Regions from separate parts of the Homo sapiens genome. Here regions 2 and 3 are each linked to region 1. The links are chromatin contacts, found by Hi-C or POLR2A ChIA-PET in ENCODE. All regions are on one chromosome and are shown on one strand. The core of a region is the stretch at or near the end of the contact, and the rest is flanking DNA. Distances in the headings are between cores, read along the strand shown.

The links. A loop is a pair of places that touch in the nucleus more often than their neighbours do. ChIA-PET counts read pairs that join two places held with the same protein, here RNA polymerase II (POLR2A). Pooled maps may share reads with other maps.
Region 2: a map of B cell shows a loop between it and region 1 (29-fold over the local background). The contact joins the promoter of ERV3-1 here to the promoter of ZNF680 in region 1. A Hi-C loop is called at or near these places in 5 of 168 maps with a recorded cell type or tissue (B cell, CD8-positive, alpha-beta T cell and naive thymus-derived CD4-positive, alpha-beta T cell), 6 of 37 single-sample maps with no recorded cell type and 17 of 50 pooled maps. POLR2A ChIA-PET finds 5 or more read pairs at or near these places in 10 of 52 experiments (A549, CD4-positive, alpha-beta T cell, CD4-positive, alpha-beta memory T cell and 6 more).
Region 3: a loop to region 1 is called in a map of B cell, with 19 times the contacts of the local background. The contact joins the promoter of ZNF273 here to the promoter of ZNF680 in region 1. A Hi-C loop is called at or near these places in 11 of 168 maps with a recorded cell type or tissue (B cell, CD14-positive monocyte, CD4-positive, alpha-beta T cell and 5 more), 28 of 37 single-sample maps with no recorded cell type and 24 of 50 pooled maps. POLR2A ChIA-PET finds 5 or more read pairs at or near these places in 9 of 52 experiments (A549, CD4-positive, alpha-beta T cell, GM12878 and 5 more).

What each region holds. Positions count from the first base shown.
Region 1 is chr7:64,561,637-64,564,433 of GRCh38, reverse strand. ZNF680 (zinc finger protein 680) reads left to right here and starts at 1,363. Exons shown (of 4, transcript NM_178558.5): 1 at 1,363-1,509. The coding sequence starts at 1,480. RefSeq lists a silencer at 1,205-1,314 and an enhancer at 1,415-1,774.
Region 2 is chr7:65,005,140-65,007,936 of GRCh38, reverse strand. ERV3-1 (endogenous retrovirus group 3 member 1, envelope) reads left to right here and starts at 1,250. Exons shown (of 2, transcript NM_001007253.4): 1 at 1,250-1,396. It overlaps ERV3-1-ZNF117 (ERV3-1-ZNF117 readthrough), which reads left to right and starts at 1,191. Exons shown (of 4, transcript NM_001348050.2): 1 at 1,191-1,396. RefSeq lists a silencer at 990-1,159 and an enhancer at 1,260-1,319.
Region 3 is chr7:64,901,935-64,904,731 of GRCh38, reverse strand. ZNF273 (zinc finger protein 273) reads right to left here and starts at 1,459. Exons shown (of 4, transcript NM_021148.3): 1 at 1,313-1,459. The coding sequence starts at 1,414. RefSeq lists enhancers at 1,205-1,314, 1,345-1,404, 719-1,591, 1,805-1,854, 1,875-1,924 and 1 more.

The DNA of each region.
Region 1 (2,797 bases), core at 114-2,613:
AAAGAAAAAAAGAAAAAGAAAGACCAGGGAGGGATCTGTAGACATAGAGCATTCTTCTTCTGTGGCCCCATCGTCCTTTGTTCACTGTCTGATCTCTGGAAGAAAGGTGGGCAACAGGTGGTCTTCCTGTTGTTATTTTATTCCTGCTGTCCTCTGCTCTTTCTATGGCCACTATCTGTTCTACCCTTGGAACTGAAGAGAGATGTTGGTAGGGAAAGACTTTCCCCTTATTTATGGCAGGAAAAGGATGTTCAAGCCCAGTGTGGTGGCTCATGGCTGTAATCCCAGCACTTTGGGAGGATGAGACAGAAGGATTACTTAAGGTCAGGGGTTTGAGTCCAGCCTGGCTGACATGGCAAAATTCCATTTCTACTAAAAATACAAAAATAAGCCAGGCATGGTGGCACATGCCTGTAATCACAGCTACTCTGGGGAAAATAAGGCAGGAGAATTGCTTGAATCCGGAATGTGGAGATTGCAGTGAGCCGAGATTGCACCACTGCACTCCAGCCTGGACATAAGAGCAAGACTCTGTTTGAAAAGAAAAGAAGAGAAGAGAAAGGAAAAGAAAGAAAAGAAGAGAAGAGAAAGGAAATAAAAAGAAAGGAAGAAAAGAAAAGAAAAAAGAAAAGGGATGTTCAGGATTTCATCTTCTGCCATCAGAGCTGCACTTCAATGTGGCAGCTATTGGCCACCTGTGGCTACTGGGTGCATGGAATGTGGCTGGTCTGAACTGCGATGTGGTAGAAAGGTAAAATACATAGTTTTAATTTTTTTTCCAAAATATATATACTTTGTTAATAATTACATACTGGTCACATATTAAAATGATAATATTTTGGATATATTGGGTTAATTAAATTTCTACAATGAATTCCTCCTGTTTTTTTTTCTTTTTAAAATTTTCCTTCTAGAAAATTTAGAATTCACGTGGCTCACATTCAATTTCAGAGGACTGCCTTTTTAAAAAAAAATGTCAGGCTACCCGCTCAAAGGACAAGAAGCCAGGAGCTCATAAAATTGGAAAATTTTAAATAATTGTTATTGCATTATTTTCATGTGTGAATAGCCACATAATATATTATTTATAAAGGCATACGACCTTATACGCAGGGTTATATGCAAATACTCTCTGGTGTGAGCCTGGTCCGTTCAGGGAGGAAGCCCTTCCCTGAGAACCCTGCAGCTTGGATTTCACTCTTTCTACGTTCAGCCCAGCCGCTGAGCACATATTCTGTCACTCAGGGCATTAGGGGGTGGCGCCCTAAACATTATCCAATCAGGGACGCGGGGCTGGGACCCGTCCAATCAGGCACGCAGCTGGAGCGGACAGGACGGCTTCCGGGATTTGGCGGGGCCTTTGTCTCTAGCTGCTGCGGGAGCTCCAGGTCTAGTCTTTACTGCTCTGTGTATTCTGCTCCTAGAGGCCCAGCCTCTGTGACTCCGTTATCTGCAGGTATTGGGAGATGCACAGCTAAGATGCCAGGACCACCTGGAAGCCTAGAAATGGTGAGAGTGCGGTCCGACACCCCGAGAGAGGGGGAGGGGCTGGTTGGAACCGGTCGGAAGTGGCTGTGGCAGGACTCCAGGCTCCAAGCACTGGGCTCCAAAATCCGCGGCCCGAGTTGTCCTTGGCGCAGCTCGGTCCTCAGTCCCCTTCAGCCATAAGATGGCGGCTGGGCTGACAGCCGGACCCCGGGCGTCATGTCTCCTCCCTGCGCAGTGACTGTGCCTTGGCCTGGAGCCCTCGCTGGGCAGCTCTGCACCCGCAGTGCCGCATCTCTGCCGATAACTCGGGGTGCAGGGTTCATAAATGGGAAGCGCTTTGGTCCATGGGGTCCCAGTCCCTCCTTTTTTCTATTAAAAATTCATGGAAGTCACTGCAAATATATTTAAAAATGTAATAGAAGAGTGGTTCAAAAATCGTAGAGCACCCAGCTATGATTTGTAATTTGTGGTCCATGGGAGGGGCTTGAAGGAAAGACTTTTAAGTGGTGTATGATGAATAAAACCAAATTCAATAATCGGTTAGGTACAGTTACATAACTTCTTAATTTGTAAGATCAAAGTGGAAATTTTCTGGTTATGTAATCGGAGGGTACTTGGCAGTTTATAGTTGGTTAAGCAAGAATTTTATTTCCCCCAATGTAATACTTTACAAAAAACAATGTATTTGAGTTAGATTTTTTTTTTTTTTTTTTTGAAACGGAGTCTCGCTCTGTCGCCCAGGCTGAAGTGCAGTGGCACGATCTCGGCTCACTACAACCTCTGCCTCCCGGGTTCAAGTGATTCTCCTGTCTCAGCCTCCCGAGTAGCTGGGATTACAGGCGCCCGCCACCATGCCCGGCTAATTTTTGTATTTTTAGTAGAGACGGGTTTCACCATGTTGGACAGGCTGGTCTTGAACTCCTGACCTTGTGATCTGCCCGCCTCGGCCTCTCAAAGTGCTGGGATTACAGGCGTGAGCCACTGTGCCTAATGTAAATTTTTTTTTTTTTTGAGACGGAGTCTTGCTCTGTCGCCCAGGCTGGAGTGCAGTGGCGCGATCTCGGCTCACTGCAAGCTCCGCCTCCTGGGTTGACGCCATTCTCCTGCCTCAGCCTCCTGAGTAGCTGGGACTACAGGCGCCCGCCACCACGCCTGGCTAATTTTTTTGTATTTTTAGTAGGGACAGGGTTTCACCAAGTTAGCCAGGATGGTCTTGATCTCCTGACCTCGTAATCCACCCGCCTCGGCCTCCCAAAGTGCTGGGATTACAGGCGTCAGCCACCGCGCCCGGCCCTAGTGTACATTTTTG
Region 2 (2,797 bases), core at 1-2,500, 440 kb before region 1:
TTGAACTCGTGAGCTCAAGTTATCCTCCCAGCTCAGCCTCCTGAGTAGCTGGGACCACAGGTGCACACCAACACGCCTTGCTAACTTTTATTTTTATTTTTGAGACACAGTCTCGCTCTGTCACCCAGGCTGGAGTGCAATGGTGCGTTCTTGGCTCACTGCAACCTCCACCTCCTGGGTTCAAGTGACCCTCCTGCCTCAGCCTCCCAAGTAGCTGGAATTACAGGTGCACGCCACCAGGCCCAGCTAATTTTTGTATTTTTATAGAGACAGGGTTTCACCATGTTGGCCAGGCTGGTCTTGAACTCCTGACCTCAGGTGATCCGCCCACCTCAGCCTCCCAAAGTGCTGAGATTACAGGCGTGAGCCACCGTACCCAGCCCATGGCTAATTTTTAAACTTTTTTGTAGAGATGGAGTCTCACTATGTTGCCCAGGCTGGTCTCAAGCTCCTGGCTTCAAGCAGTCCTCCCACCTCAGCCTCCCAAAGTGCTGGGATTACAGGCATGAGCCACCATGCCCAGCCGCAGAAGGGCAATTATTACACAGTGACAGTGGAAGGAACAGAGACACAGTCGGTGGATGGTGGGAAGATAAGAACATTCACTCTGAGGGCTTCTAGTAACGTTGGAGAAGTGAGCATCAGCTTAGCAGAAGGGAGGGAGGGAAGGAAGCACAGGAGGTTTGAGGAGAGAGAGAGAGGAAGTATGAAATCAGAGCTGCACTTCAATGTGGTGGCTATTGGCCATGTGTGGCTACAGGATAGCTGGAATATGGCTGGTCTGAACTGCGATGTGCTAGAAAGGTAAAATACAGGGTTAGATTTAAAGATTTAGTTCCAAGAATATATACACTACATTAATAATTACATATTGCTCCTATACTAAAATAATATTTTGGATATATTGGGTTATTAAATGGTTAGAATGAATTTCACCTGTTTCTTCTTTCTTCTTAACTACTAGAAAATTTAGAATTCACACATGGCTCACATTTTATTTCAGACGGTTGCCTTACAAGGCAAATGCCGTCTGGGGAGGGCCTGGGTCAGCTCAGGGAGGAAGCTCTGCCTGAAAAGGCTTAGGGTTCACTCTACATTCAGCCCAGCATCTGAGCACGTCTTCTGTCAATCAAGGCCTGAGAGGGTGGGGCCCTAAACATTATCCAATCAGGGACGCTGGGCTGGGACCCGTCCAATCAGGCACTCAGCTGGAGCAGACAGGACGGCTTCCGGGTTTGGTGGGGCCTTTGTCTCTGGCGGCAGCCGGAGCTTCTGGTGTAGTCTTCACTGCTCTGTGTCTTCTGCTCCTAGAGGCCCAGCTTCTGTGGCCTCGTTACCTGCAGGTATTGGGAGATCCACAGCTAAGACGCCAGGACCCACTGGAAGCCTAGAAATGGTGAGAGTGCCGGGTCCGACATCCCGAGAGAGGGGGCGGGGCTGGTTGGAACTGGTGGGAAGTGGCTGTGGCGGGACTCTGGCCTCCCCGCAGCTGGCTCCAAAATCCGCGGCCCCGAGTTCTCCTTGGCGCAGCTCGGCCCTCAGTCCCCTTCAGCCATAGGATGGCGGCCGGGCTGACAGCTCGGACCCCGGGCATCCTGTCTCCTCCCTGCGCAGTGACTGTGCCTTGTTCTGGAGTCCTCTGTGGGCAGCTCTGCCCCCACTGCCGCAGCTCTCCCCGATTGTGCAGGGACCACTGGACGGTCGTCAGGGGAGAATACTGACTCAGGATGCAGAGTTCATGAATGGGAAGAGCTTTGGTCTGCGGGGTTCCCAGTCCCCCTTTTTTTCTATTAAAAATTTGTGGAAGTCTCCGCAGAAATATTAAAGAATTTAATTAAAGAGTAATTCAAGAATTGTAGAGCACCAAGCTATGTTTTGTAGTTTGTGGTTTATGGAAGGGGCTTGAAGAAAACACTTTTATAAAGTGCATGATAAAGGAAAGCAAATTCAATAATTGGTTAGGTAAAGTTATGTAGTTTCTTAATTTGTACGATCAAGGTGGAAATTCCCTGGTCATGTAATGAGAGGTTAATTGGCAGTTTATAGTTGGTTAAGCCTGAATTTTATTTTCCCCCAATGTAATACTTTAGAAAAAAATCATTCGAGTTAGATTTTTTTGCAAGTAGCAACCCTAGGACTGGAGCCACCTCAGTCTAATTGCCTGCCACTTAATTATTTTCACACTCCACAGGGCACTGATTTTCCTCTGCATTTTTCACTTCTGTCTCAAGCAGGGTCTCAAGACTTCTCCCCATTTCCCATTCCTCCAGCCTAACTCTGGCTTGCAGTAAAATACTAAATTTCCAGTTCCTTCTGACATTCCCAAATGCCAATTTCCCCTCCCTAATTCACATTATCAACTATTTGTCCTTTAATGTACACTTTAGTGTACATTTTAGGTACCATATTTTAATTAATCATTTTTTGACAAAGCATTGGCTGGCATTTTAAAAAAGATTTGTTTTCTGTTTGTAAAGATTTCCCAAGAGAAGAAAGCAAAGAATAATCCCCTGACACTGTATTGTAAAAAATGTTCTGTGCCTCCTTTCCTTTTATTGCCTCTAGCCACAGAAACCTTATCAGAATATTTTTGGGTCAGGGTTTCCCTTTGGAAACTTTATAAGGTAATGTGTCCTCAGCCACCCTTCAGTTTTTTCCCTGGTTCTGGGTTTCAGTACTGTCTGGGGATAAATCAAGATATCCACTGTGGCTGTGTATGCTACAATGTCTAGTAAATTTCAGCTCCTGGCCTGGAATGAAACTTCGCATATCTGGGAATGGGAGACAGGACAGCCTG
Region 3 (2,797 bases), core at 210-2,709, 340 kb before region 1:
GAAAAAAATTTTTCTAAAGTGCTATCCAATGCTGTGTCAAAAAATGATTAATTAAAATACAGTATCTAAAATGTACACTAAAATAATGTGAATTAGGATGAGGAAGTTGGCATTTCGGAATGTCAGAAAAAACTGGAAATTTGGTATTTTACTGCAAGCCAGAGTTAGGCTGAAGGAATTGGGGGTGGGGAGTAGTCTTGAGACTCTGCTTGGGCCACATGTGAAAATTTCAGGGGAAAATCTATCCCCTGTAGAGTGTGTACACAATTAAGTAGCAGGCAATTAGACTGAGGTAGCTCCAGTCCCAGGGTCCCCATTTTTTAAAAAAATCTAACTCAAATTGGCCGGGCGCGGTGGCTCACGCCTGTAGTCCTAGCACTTTGGGAGGCGGAGGCGGGTGGATTGCCTGAGCTCAGGAGTTCGAGACCAGGCTGGGCAACACAGTGAAACCCAGACTCTACTAAAATACAGAAAAGTTAGCTGGGCGTGGCGGCGTGCGCCTGTAATCCCAGTTACTTGGGAGGCTGAAGCAGGAGAATTGCATGAACCCGGGAGGCGTTGGTTGCAGTGAGCCGAGATGGCTGCCATTGCACTCCAGCCTGAGCGACAGTGTGAGACTCTGTCTCAGAAAGAAAGAAAAAAAAATCTAACTCAAACTTTTTGTAAATTACAACATTGAGGGAAACAAAATTCAGGCTTAACCAACCATAAACTGCCAATTAACCTCTGATGACATAACCAGGAAATGTCCACCCTGAATTTACAAATTAAGAAACTACATAACGGTACCTAACCAATTATTGGCTTTCTTCATCACACACCTTATAAAAGTCTTTCCTTCAAGCCCTTCCCATGGACCACAAACTACAAACCACAGCTGGGTGCTCTATAATTTGTGAATGACTGTCTGATTAAATTCTTTAATATTTTCGCGGTGACTTCCATACATTTTTAATAGAAAAAAGGAGGGTCTGGGAACCCCATGGACCAAAGCTCTTCCTAGTCATGAACCCTGCATCCCGAGTCATCGAGGAGAGATGCGGCGCTGCGGCAGCAGAGCTGCCCAGGGAGGGCTCCAGGCCAGGGAACGGTCACTGCGCAGGGAGGAGACAGGACGCCCGGGATCCCGGCTGCCAGCCCAGCAGCCATCTTATGACTGAAGGGGACTGAGGGCCGAGCTGCGCCAAGGAGAACTCCTGGCCGCGGATTTTGGAGTCTACTGCAGGGAGGCCGGAGTCTCGCCACATCCACTTCCCACCAGTTCCAACCAGGCCCTCCCCCTCTCTCGGGATCTGGGACCCGGCACTCTCACCATTTCTAGGCTTCCAGGGAGTCCTGGCGTCTTAGCTGTGGATCTCCCAATACCTGCAGGTAACGGGGCCACAGAAGGTGGACCTCTAGGAGCAGAGGACATAGAGCAGTGAAGACGAGACCTGGAGCTGCGACTGCAGCGAGAGACAAAGGCCCCGCCAAATCCCGGAAGCCGTCCTGTCCGCTCCAGCTGCGTGCCTGATTGGACGGGTCCCAGCCCAGCGTCCCTGATTGGAGGATGTTTAAGGACCCGCCCCCTCAGGCCCTGAATGACAGAAGGTGTGCTCAGTTGCTGGGCTGAAAGAAGATAGAATGAAACCTAAACTGCAGGCTTTTCAGTCAGGGCTTCCTCCCTGAACTGAGCCCGGCCCACCCACGGGGTATTTGCATTTAACCTTGTGTATAAGGTCATATGCATTTATATTAATAAATAGTATAGTGTGTGAAAGGAAAATAAATTTTGCGGCCCCAAAATCACTAAGCTATAGGGAAAAGTCAAGCTGGGAACTGCTTAGGGCAAACCTGCCTTCCATTCTATTCAAAGTCACCCCTCTGCTCACTGAGATGATTGCATATCTGATTGCCTCCTTTTCCCAGGCTAATCAGGAACTCAAAAGAATGCAACCATTTGTCTTTTATCTACCTAGGACCTGGAAGCCGCCTCCCCACTTCCAGTTTTCTTTCTTTCTTTTTCTTTCTCTCTCTCTGTCTCTTTCGGAGTCTCGCTCTGTCTTCCAGGCTGGAGTGCAGTGGCACGATCCGATCTCTGCTACTGCAACTTCCACCTCCCTCCGGGGTTCAAGCGATTCTCCTGCCTCAGCCTCCAGAGTAGCTGGCTAATTTTTCTATTTTTAGTAAAGACGGGGTTTCACCACTTTGTCCAGGCTGGTCTTGAACTCCTGACCTCAGGTGATCCACCCGCCTCGGCTTCCCAAAGTGCTGGGATTACAGGCGTGAGCCACCGCGCCTGGCCTCAGAATAAACTTTCTAAATTAACTGAGATCTGTCTCAGATATTTGAGGTTCACAATTATATGGCTATTAACAAATGGAAAAAATATAATAACATTATTTAATATCCGATTTTACGACCTTCCTAGCTTCTGGTCCTTTAAGCAGGCAGCCTGAGATTTTAAAACGGAGTTAATTCTCTGAAATAAAATGTAAGCCACATGTGAATTTTAAATATTCTAGTAGCCAAACTTAAAAAAAAAAGGAAGAAACAGGTGGAATTTATTGTAACAATTTCATCGTTATATATTCTAGTTCTAGAATTCAAATATTCTAATATTCAAAATATTATTTTAATATGTGAGCAGTATGTAATTTTTCATGTAATATATATTATTGTATATAATAATATAAAATATGTATAATAATATATAATATTATGTATAATATTATACATGACCTCAAGTGATCTGCCCGCCTTGGCCTCCCAAAGTAGTGCTAGGATTACAGGCGTGAGCCACCGCGCCCGAAGCAGC